Linked DNA regions of Homo sapiens: region 1 is linked to region 2. The links are chromatin loops, found by intact Hi-C in ENCODE. Cell type or tissue: OCI-LY7. All regions are shown on one strand. Links, peaks and the distances in the headings refer to the core of each region. The heading gives the core; the rest is flanking DNA.

What was found. A loop is a pair of places that touch in the nucleus more often than their neighbours do. Peaks named below come from ENCODE experiments on the same cell type or tissue, not always from the same donor. Only the 100,000 strongest peaks of a DNase experiment are listed, where the experiment ranks them.
Region 1: a loop joins it to region 2, with 3 times the contacts of the local background. A loop is called at or near these places in 3 of 110 quality-filtered maps.

Annotation. Positions count from the first base shown.
Region 1 is chr16:27,171,003-27,176,381 of GRCh38, reverse strand. It overlaps LINC02129 (long intergenic non-protein coding RNA 2129), which reads left to right. Exons shown (of 4, transcript NR_170200.1): 2 at 4,403-4,552. Among named protein-coding and RNA genes, the nearest start is that of LINC02129, 2.9 kb to the left of the region's middle. In OCI-LY7, for the core only: CTCF peaks have their summits at 1,983, 2,484 and 2,685 (motif pointing left); a DNase peak (open chromatin) is centred at 2,171; H3K4me3 peaks cover 1,063 bases; H3K27ac peaks cover 3,367 bases.
Region 2 is chr16:27,295,608-27,300,986 of GRCh38, reverse strand. No RefSeq gene overlaps it. Among named protein-coding and RNA genes, the nearest start is that of IL4R, 16 kb to the left of the region's middle. In OCI-LY7, for the core only: a CTCF peak has its summit at 2,632; DNase peaks (open chromatin) are centred at 956, 1,296 and 2,676; H3K4me3 peaks cover 1,673 bases; H3K27ac peaks cover 4,544 bases.

The DNA of each region.
Region 1 (5,379 bases), core at 231-5,230, 120 kb after region 2:
GGGATAGTGGGGGCATGGGAGGAGAGAGTGTCCATCCTTGCTTCCTCTGTCAGGTGGAGAGAATAATAGCTCATGCTTTTACCTTGTTGACTGTGCAGGGCACTGCGAACAAGTGCTTCACATGATCCACTCGTTCCTGCCTCACCGTGTGTGTGATCCTCATCATCCCATTTTACAGATGAGGAAAGTGAATCCACTTCATCCAACCAGCAGAGTCTGGAAGAGAGGGAGCTCATGTGGGAGGCTCTAATGGGCGGGGTCTGGAAGCGATGATGTCACTTCTGCTCACTTCCACTGGCCGTAACTTGGTCACATGATCACGCCTGACTGCAAGGAAGGCTGGGAGATGTGTAGTCTATCTGGGTCCCTGGAGGAAACTGGAAATGAGATTCGCTGACCACATGGTGGCCTCCACCTAGGCTCTTTGCATGCACTGATGCCCTTTAAACCCCAGAAGGAGATGTTATTAACATAGTTGCAAAGCTGTGGAACTGGCATTCAATCCCAGGCCTCCTAATTCCTCAGCACAGTGTTTCCTGGGCTTCCACAGAAGAAGAGGGGAGAAGCAGAATGGAAAAACCTGAGGACAGTAAGGTGAACATTGTCAATCAGGCTCCCATACTCTAGGCGTGGGAAGCTAAGTTAGAGGTGACAGGGGACCCTGAAGGTGGAGTTTTAAGACTATTGCTGCTGCTTTTGGCTGTGTGACCTTGGTGTTGTGCCAGACTTCAATTGATTTCAGTAAGGATGGCACCGTGTTCAAGAGGCCCAAGGGCTGGGTGCGGTGGCTTGCATGCTAATCCTAGCATGTTGGGAGGCCAAGGTGGGCGGATCACTTGAGGTCAGGAGTTCAAGACCAGCCTGGCCAACATGGTGAAACCCGGTCTCTATTAAAAATACAAAAATTAGCTGGGTGTGTTGGCGGGCACCTCTCATCCCCGCTACTCAGAAGGCTGAGGCAGGAGAATGGCTTGAACCTGGGAGGCGAAGTTGCAGTGAGCCGAGATCTTGCCACTGCACTCCAGCCTGGGCGACAGAGTGAGATTCCGTCTCAAAAAAATAAAATAAAATAAAAAGAGGCTGAAGAAGAGAACTGGAACCAGCAAACAAGATATAGGGTTTATTAAGGGGACTTACATACTGGGCAGTCCAGTAGTGGCGGGCTAGACAGGAGAACCACTACCATTTGTAAAAAGCTTGCAGATTATATAGTATTTCCACTTAGCACTCTAGCAATTTCACTTAGTGCACTAGCACCCCTAACAGCCTCCTCCTGACAACCTTCATTTAACCCAAAACAAAGAGCCTCCATCCCCTGTATGGCCTATGTTTCATGGGATGGGCTGGGTTTCAGATGTTCCTCGTAGATAAGGAATGAATCTGCACGTTGGCCACTCCCAGATTCCTTAGCGTGGAACTCTGAACACACATTCTTCTTAGACCATAGCGTCATTCTCAGGGTATTGCTCCAGTTAAGCGCTTGCTCTCAGGTGCATCTGCTGAATCGCTTCTCTTCTGAGCCTTGGTTTATTGTAATACCAAGATGATAAGACCCATCTTGTCAGATTATCTGTGAGGATGAAATAAAATACCACAGCCTGGCCAGAGCAGGTATATGATAGTGAAGGTTTAATCAGAATTAAAATCTAGGTCCAAGGCTTTCACCCGTGACTGCGCATTTGAATCACCTGGTGAGATTTTAAAAATGACCAATGTCAGGTCCCCACCCTAAGAGGGTCTGATTCACTTTCATGGAGTAAGGTCAGAACACAAGCACTTTATAAAAATCTCCCAGGTCATTTTAATATGCAGCCCTGCCTGAGAACCACCTGATCTATGACATTGACCTTCAACCAGAATGGACCAATTAATATCTCCTCCTTACTTGAGGAGTGATGGGGTCCAGGGTCTGGAATCTGGGGGAGGATTTTAGGGTTGGACTGAGGCTGAGGTTGACCTTGAGCCCCTTCCTGGGTCGCCTCCTGCCCATCTCTTTCCATTCACCAGAAGCTGAATGAGACAGAAGAGATAATATACTCCATCCGTTGCGCCCCTCCTCAGCCAGGCGCGGGAGGGCAGGTGGATCCGTCTGCAGGCAGGAAAGAGCTGATGCATTTCAACCGCATCCTGTGTAATGAAGGCCAGCTCTTTATCAGCCTGCCTGGCCCTGGATTTTTATCTCTGCCATCTGCTTTGCCTAGAGTGGCAGGTGCCAAAGCTTACAAATAGCCCCAGCCTGTACTTTCGTGTAGAACAGCAAAGCATCATAATTTCTGGGCTATTACCAGGTGGAACAACTTCTGCCAGCTAAGGTGACATGTGGCAGTTGGCATTTGAACAGGTTGCTTTGCAGGACCAGCAAGAGACAGTAACTGCCACCTCAGGGCTATGACTTTCAGAGAGAGAAGAAATGCCACAAGCTGATGACATTGGTTACTCACTTGATGTTGCCCTCCAGATGAACGGAGAGGCTGGGATCTGCAGCAGCGGGCTGGGCAGGGGGCAATTTATTTATTTAACAGAACCTTTACTCATGCCAGGCACAATTCTAAGTGCTTTTCAAATTATTATTATTTTGTTAGGACAAGGTCTTGCTCTGTCTGCCAGATTGAAGAAACTCCTGGGCTCAAGCAATCCTCCATCCTCAGCCTCCTAGTAGCTGGGACTACAGGGTGCGCCACCACCTGGCTAATTTTTTAATATTTTATAGAGACAGGGGTCTTGCCGTGTTGCCCAGGCTGGTCTTGAACTCCTAAGCTCAAGTGATTCTCTCACCTTGGCCTCCCAAAGTGCTGCGATTACAGGCATGAGCCACCATGCCGGGTCGCTTTTCAAATTTTAACTCAGTTAAATCCCCACCACAACCCTATGAGGTTAGAACTGTTATTATCTCCATTTTAACATGGGGAAACTGAGACAAAAGGGCTAAGTAAATTACTCGAGAGCCCACAGCTGGGCAGTGGCAGAGCTGAGGTTCAGATCCAGGTGGTCTGGCTTCAGGGTCACTGCCTTGTGCCTGGGGGCACCAAGAGCAACCCTCAACCCCACTCTTGGCAGGTTGAGGCTTGTGTGTAAATGGAGGTTCACATACCCTGTGTGCAATATTTACAAGTTATATATCAAGCTAACAACACTATGACATGAAATCCGTTCTGTCCTCCTGCCCTGAGAAATCTCTCTTCATAGTGACCTGAAAGGCCAGGTTTGCATCAGGTCTTTTCTGACTTCCCTGGGTTCTGTGCTAGGATGTGGGGGTCTGGGGGGAGCCGCCCAGTGTCCTCCAAGGTGTGGGGACCCTCTTGCCTGGATTTACAAGCTGTATTAGGTGAGGGACAGGGAAAAATCAGCACAGCACCTAGGTTTGTGGCTTAGGCAGGTTTTAGCCCAAACTCATGGTCCTTTGTGGAGTTCCCCTCCCCTAAGATTGAGTTACTTGCCATTTTTTTTTTTTTTTTTGAGACAGAGCCTTGCTTTGTCACTGTCAGCCAGGCTGGGGTACAGTGGTGTGATCTCGGCTCACTGCAGCCTCTGACTCCCAGGTTCAAGTGATTCTTCTGCCCCAGCCTCCCAAGTACCTGGGACTGCAGGCACGCACCACCATGCCCAGCTAATTTTTGTATTTTTAGTAGAGACAGGGTTTCACCATATTGGCCAGGCTGGTCTTGAACTCCTGACCTCGTGATCCACCTGCCTCGGCCTCTCAAAGTGCTGGGATTACAGGGGTGAGCCACTGTGCCCAGCCCGAGTTACGTGCCTTTTTATCTTCACCCTCAAGACTCTGCTTGTGGAGGTTAATTATAGACAGACATTTCCACTGACTCTGTGACCCCAGCTAGTCTCTAGGCCTCCTCAAGCCTCAATATGCTCACCTGTATAATGGGGCCACTTATAACTTCTTCCTTCCTATCTCTTAGTGAGTGAGAGGATGTATTAATACATAAAGTGTGCATGGCAGGGACTCCTGTGCATTCACCAAAGTCCCTTTCCTTTTCCTCCTGGGTACATAATCTATATTTTCCAGCCCACGTTGCTGTCATATGTGGCTATGTGACCAAGTTCTGGCCAGCAGAATGCAGGCGTGAGTAATGTCATTACTTCCAGACTTGATCTACTGAAACCTTCCCCACGAGTCCCCTTCTACTCTTCCCCTGACTGCTGGCTGGATGTGAGGATTCGGCAGAAGACTCTAATACCCAAGACAGGGTTGGCACACTATGGTGCATGAGCTAGATTCTGCCTGTGGTCTGATTTCATAAGTAAAGTTCTACTGGAACACAGCCACATCCATTCATTTGTGTATTCCCTGTTGGTGCATTTGTGCCGTAAGGGCAGAGTACACTCACTGTGTCAGAGACCCTGTGACCTACAAAGGCAAAAACTTCTATTATCTGGCTCTTTATAGAACAGTTTGCTGATGCTTGCCCTCAAAGATGGCAGATCCACAGATAGAAGGAGCCTGGTTTGTGAGTAGCAGCATCGGAAGCTCAACATGGATGGCTGCTGGGAATCTCCACGTGGGACTCTTCATAAGGGAGAAATCAACAGTTAGCACGTAAATCTTTGACATTTTGTGATTTGTTTGTTACAGCAGCTAGTATTACTTATCCTCACTAATATGCACATAGTAAGTTTGTTTGTTACAGCAGCTAGTATTACTTATCCTGACTAATACACACATAGTAAGCAAAAAAGAAAAGACAGCTTCCCTTGTGATCTATATTTTTCTTTTTCTTTTTTCTTTCTTTCTTTCTTTCTTTTTTTTTTTTTTTTGAGATGAGGTCTCACTACGTTGCCCAGGCTGACCTTGAACTCCTGGGCTCAGGCGATCTCCCAGCCTTAGCCTTCTGAGTAGTTGGAACTACAGGTGCATGTCACCATACCCAGCTTATATTTTTATACTCTCCATAAACTTTCATATTTGAAACAGCTCAGAAAAATGAGTGGTGCTAGCTGTAGCTTTCTCTCACCTCCAGGCCTTTGTACATCCTGTTCCCTCTGCCAAGATCATTCTTTTCCCATCTCTTCACCTCATTGTCTCTTACTGATCTTTTAGGCCTTAAGGTAGACAACAGTGCTTCCAGGCAAACTTCCCTTGCTCCTCTGTCCCCCAAGACCAGGTTAGGTGCCTCTATTACGTGCCACTAAATAGCCTTAGAGAAACAGTATACTTGAGTGGTTAAGAGCTGAACCCAGTTAGACTGCTTGGCCTCAATCTTGGCCTATCACAAATAAGCCATGAGACTTTGGGAAAGTAGCTTAACCTCCCTCTGCCTCAATTTCCTCATCTGTAAAATGAGAATAATAATATTGTTTATCTCATAATGAAGTGGGAATTAAGTATAGTGGAAATTAAGTGAATTAAAGTACAGTTGAGGCTGG
Region 2 (5,379 bases), core at 181-5,180:
CTGTTTCCTATTTTTTCTTATCTTAAATAGCACTGTGATGAACATCATGACCATTTATCTTTGTGCTCTTGTTTATCTCCTTAGGAAAAATACTGAGAAATGGAATTGCTTCATTCAATTCATGACATTGAAACAGGTAAAACTAATCTATGGTGGTAGAAATGAGATGGGTGGGGCAAGGTCAACTGCAAAGAAGTGAAATAAAACTTTCTTAGGAGATGGAAATGTTCTAACCCTTTAGCCTCTCTTCTTCACTTGCTCTGGCATTTGTCTCTTAAAACACATTTGCTTTTTGGTGAGAGAGCTGTCTTATTAGAAATTTATTTCAGCAGCCAGGTGTGGTGGCTCATGCCTGTAATCCCAGCACTTTGGGAGGCTGAGGCGGGTGGATCATGAGGTCAAGAGGTCGAGACCATTCTGGTCAACATGGTGAAACCACGTCTCTACTAAAAATACAAAAATTAGCCGGGCATGGTGGTGGCATGCACCTGTAGTCCCAGCTACTTGGGAGGCTGAGGCAGGAGAATCGCATGAACCCAGGAGGTGGAGGTTTCAGTGAGCCAAGATGGCGCCACTGGCCTCCAGCCTGGGTGACAGAGCAAGATTCTGTCCCAAAACAAAAAACAAAACAACAACAACAACAAAAACCCAGAAATTTATTTCAGCAAGATGTACTTGTTGTCAGCAAATGTGACCCTCTGCAAAAAGAAGATACAGGACCTGACATAGCTGCTAACATAGAATTTCCAAGTTAAAAAATATGCTTTAACGATAAGAATGTATCCTGCTACACACACACACACACACACACACACACACACACACACACCCCTCCTCTCATATCCACAGTCACAGAATTAACATCCCTTTGGCAAGACGGGGGAGGGTTCTGGGGCAAAGTCATTCATATAAGGATATTATGTGACCTCATGATGACAAACTGCCCTTGTTTGCCACAGCGTGGCTGGGAGGAAGTAGCCATGATGAAAGCACTAATATTGGGGGTGGAGAGAGGAAAAAGGGAAAGGCTAATAAGGTCTCAGGGCAATTGAAGGAGGTTATAGAACATGATGGTTAAGAAGTCAAAGGTGTATAGGAGGCTGGGCGCGGTGGCTCGCGCCTGTAATCCCAACACTTTGGGAGGCCGAGGCGGGCGGATCACGAGGTCAGGAGATCAAGACCATCCTGGCCAACATGGTAAAAACCCCGTCTTTACTAAAATACCAAAAAAAAAAAAAACAAAAAAATTAACCGGGCGTGGTGGTAAGCACCTGCAGTCCCAGCTGCTTGGCAGGCTGAGGCAGGGGAAACGCTTGCACCTGGGAGGCAGAGGTTGCAGTGAGCCGAGATTGCACCATTGCACTCCAACCTGGACAACAGAGCAAGACGCCATCTCAAAAAAAAAAAAAAAAAGAAGGTGTATAGGACAATAAAATAAGTAGGAAGGGAGCCTTGGAAAATAATCAGGCTGGTTTGTTTCAAACCCTGTCACCTGGAACTCTGGGATTCATTCATTCATTCATTCATTCATTCCGTGAATATTTATTGATGCCTGTTACATGTCATCACATCCCAGGAGCTAGGGACTGCAAAGATGAACGAAACACAGTCCCTGTCAGCTGGAGGAAAGAGAGGCCAAATAATTAGGATACAACTTGGTACTGGGTCTGAGAGGGAAATTTGGGAACACAGGTTTTCTAGAGGAAGGGTAAACCAAGCAGGCACCTGATGGATAAGTAGGCAGTGGTGAAGGGTTGGCACTGGTGAGGACCTAAAGGGAAGAGCAAGTACTGTGGTCATTGATATGGGATCAAGGCAGCCAGTGGGGGAGGGCGACAAGACAGGGTTCTGATCTAGAACTTTTGGATCAATAGCTTTTAAACAGTTTTTATTATAACCCATGGGAAGAAACACATGTTCTCTTTTGCCCCGGTACACAATCTCTCTCTCTCTCTCTCATTTATTTATTTACTTACTTGAGACAGGGTCTCACTTTGTTGCCCAGGCTGGAGTGCAGTGGCGCCATCTTGGCTCACTGCAGCCTCAACCTCCCAGGTTCAAGTGATCCTCCTGCTTCAGCCCCCACAGTAGCTGGGATTATAGGGGTGCACCACCATGCCCAGCTAATTTGTTTGTATGTTTTGTAGAGACAGGGTTTCCCCATGTTGCCCAGGCCGAACTCCTGAGCTCAAGCAATCTGCTTGCCTTGGCCACCCAAAGTTCTAGGATTACTGGCATGAGCCAGCAGGCCTGGCCTCTCTCTCTCTCTCTCTCTCTCTCTCTCACACACACACAGACACACATACACACATACAGACACACACACATACACAAAAATCTATCCTCTATCTATCTGAAACAAAGATCTACAAAGCAGTATTTCACCCTGCAAGCAGCTATTTATTTTATTATTTTTTATTCTGCTCTATGTTGTTTTCAAAATCCTAATCAGAAGTGAAATCAGCTGGTCACAAATTGGTACGTATCGCATGATTTCATTTATATGAACTGCTATAACAGGCAAAACTAATATATAGTGGTAGAAATGAGGTGGGATAGGCAAGGTTGACTGCAAAGATGTGAAAGGAAACTTTCTTAAGGGATGGAAATGTTCTATGTCTTCATTAGGGTGGTGTCTACACGCGTACATGCATTTGTCAAAAATAAATACATAAAAATAAGTGCGCATGAGGGAACTTTCTGGTGTGGTGGTGCTGTTCTATATTTTGATAGAGATTTGCATTGTACAGGTGAATGCATTTTGTCAAAACTCATCAAATGGTACACTTAAGATCTGTGAATTTCATTATATGTGAATTTTACATTAAAAACATTATGGACAAATGCTGAACTCCAGTTGGTGATATACATGTTGAAGTGTTGGAAGGAAGTGTTCTAGTGTCTACAGCTTACTTTTTCAAATGCATCAAAAAATAAGTTAGATTGTTGGATGAACAGAGGAATGGAAAGATTGACAGATATGTGATACAGTAGATATAATAAAATATTAATCTACGTCAAGACAATCCAATGAGAAAAAAACTAGTCTTTTTGTCCGGACACGGTGGCTCACGGCTGTAATCCCAGCACTTTGGGAGGCCGAGGCAGGCAGATCACCTGAGGTTGGGAGTTCAAGACCAGCTTGACCGACATGGAGAAACCCTGTCTCTACTAAAAATACAAAATGAGCTGGGCGTGGTGGTGCTTGCCTGTAATCCCAGCTACTCAGGAGGCTGAGACAGGAGAATCGCTTGAACCCGGGAGGCAGAGGTTGCAGTGAGCCGAGATTGTGCCACTGTACTCCGGCCTGGGCAATAAGAGCAAAACTCTGTCTCAAAACAAAAAACAAAACAGAAAAAAAACTAGTCTTTTCAATAAATGATAAAGGGACAACCTGATATCCACACACAAAAGACTGAAGTTTCTGGGTACAGTGGCTCCCTCCTGTAATCCCAGCACTTGGGGAGGCAGAGGTGAGTGGACCACTTGAGTCTAGGAGTTTGAGACCAGCCTGGGCAACATGGCAAAACCTCATCTCTACAAAAAATACAAAAACTAGCCTGGCATGGTGGTGTGTGCCTGTAGTCCCAGCTGCTTGGGAGGCTGAGGCGGGAGGATCACCTGAGCCTGGGGAAGTCGAGGCTGCAGTGAGCTGTGATCCCACCAGTGCACTCCAACCTGGACAAAAGAGTGAGAGACCCTGTCTCCAAAAAAAAAAAAAAGAATGAAGTTGTATCCTTGCCTCACACCACACCATATACAAAAATTAACTCCGCTGGGCGCAGTGGCTCACGCCTGTAATCCCAACATTTTGGGAGGTTGAGGTGGGTGGATCACCTGAGGTCAAGAGTTCAAGATCACCCTGGCCAACATGGTGAAACCCCATCTCTACTAAAAATATAAAAATTAGCCGGGTGTGGTGGCGGGCACCTGTGATCCCAGCTACTGAGGAGGCTGAGGCGGAAGAATTGCTTGAACCCAGGAGGTGGAGGTTACAGTGAGCCAAGATTGCGCCACTGCACCCCAGCCTGGGTGACAAGAGTGAAACTCAACTTCAAAAAAAAGTAATAACTCTAACTCAAAATGGATCAAAAACTTGTATGTAAGAGCTAATCTATGAAACTCTAAGAAACCACAGATGTAGGCCAGGCGCGGTGGCTCATGCCTGTAATCCCAGCACTTTGGGAGGCCAAGGCAGGTGAATCACAAGGTCAGGAGTTTGAGACCAGCATGGCCAACATGGTGAAACCCATCTCTACTAAAAATACAAAAAATTAGCTGGGCATGGTGGTGGGCGCCTGTAATCCCAGCTACTCGGGAAGCTGAGGCAGGAGAATCACTTGAACCCGGGAGGTGGAGGTTGCAGTGAGTCAAGATCAAGTTACTGCACTCCAGCCCAGGCGACAGTGCGAGACTCCATCTCTAAAATTAAAAAAAAAAATAGAAACCACAGATGTAAATCTCCTTGACATTGGTTTAGGTGGTAGTTTCTTAGCTATGACACAAAAGTAGATGCAATGAAACCAAAAACAGATAAACTAGACATCATCAAATTTAAAACTTTCATGTTTTAAAGGACACCATCAAGAAAGTGAAAAGAAAATCCACAGAATGAAAGAAAATTTTTGCAAGTCATATATCTGATAAGGGAACTATATCTAGAATATACAACAATTACAACTTAATAATAACAACACAACTATCCAGTTTTTAAATGAGCAAAGGACTTGGATAGACAGTTCTCTGAAGAAGAAATACAAGTGACCAACCAGCTGCTCAGGCTGGGTGCGGTGGCTTATGCCTGTACTTCCAGCACTTCAGGAGGCCAAGGCAGGAGGATCGCTTGATCCCAGGAGTTTGAGACCAGCCTGGGCAACACAGTAACACCCCCATCTCTACAAAAAATAAAAACAATTAACTGGGTGTGGTGGTGTGCACTTATAGTCCCAGCTACTCAGGAGGCTGATGCAGGAGAATCGCTTGAGCCCAGGAGGTCAAGGCTGCAGTGAGCTGTGATCGTGCCATTATACTCCAGCCTGGGTAATAGAGTGACCCTGTCTCAAATTTAAAAAGGAGCTCAACATCATCAGGAAAAGCAAATCAAAACCACGGTGAGGTGCTACTTTACACCCACTAAAATGGCTATCATCAGATAATAACAAGTGTGGGTTGGGATGTTGAGAAATTGGAAACCTCACGCACTGATGGTGAAAATGCAAAGTGGTGCTGCCACTTTGGAAAACAGCCTAGCAGTTCCCAAATGCTCGAACATACAGTCCACCTCATGACCCAGCAATTCCATTCCTAGGTGTATAACTGAGGGAAGTGAAAACATATACCCACACAACAACTCGTATGACCCAAATGTTCATAAACTGA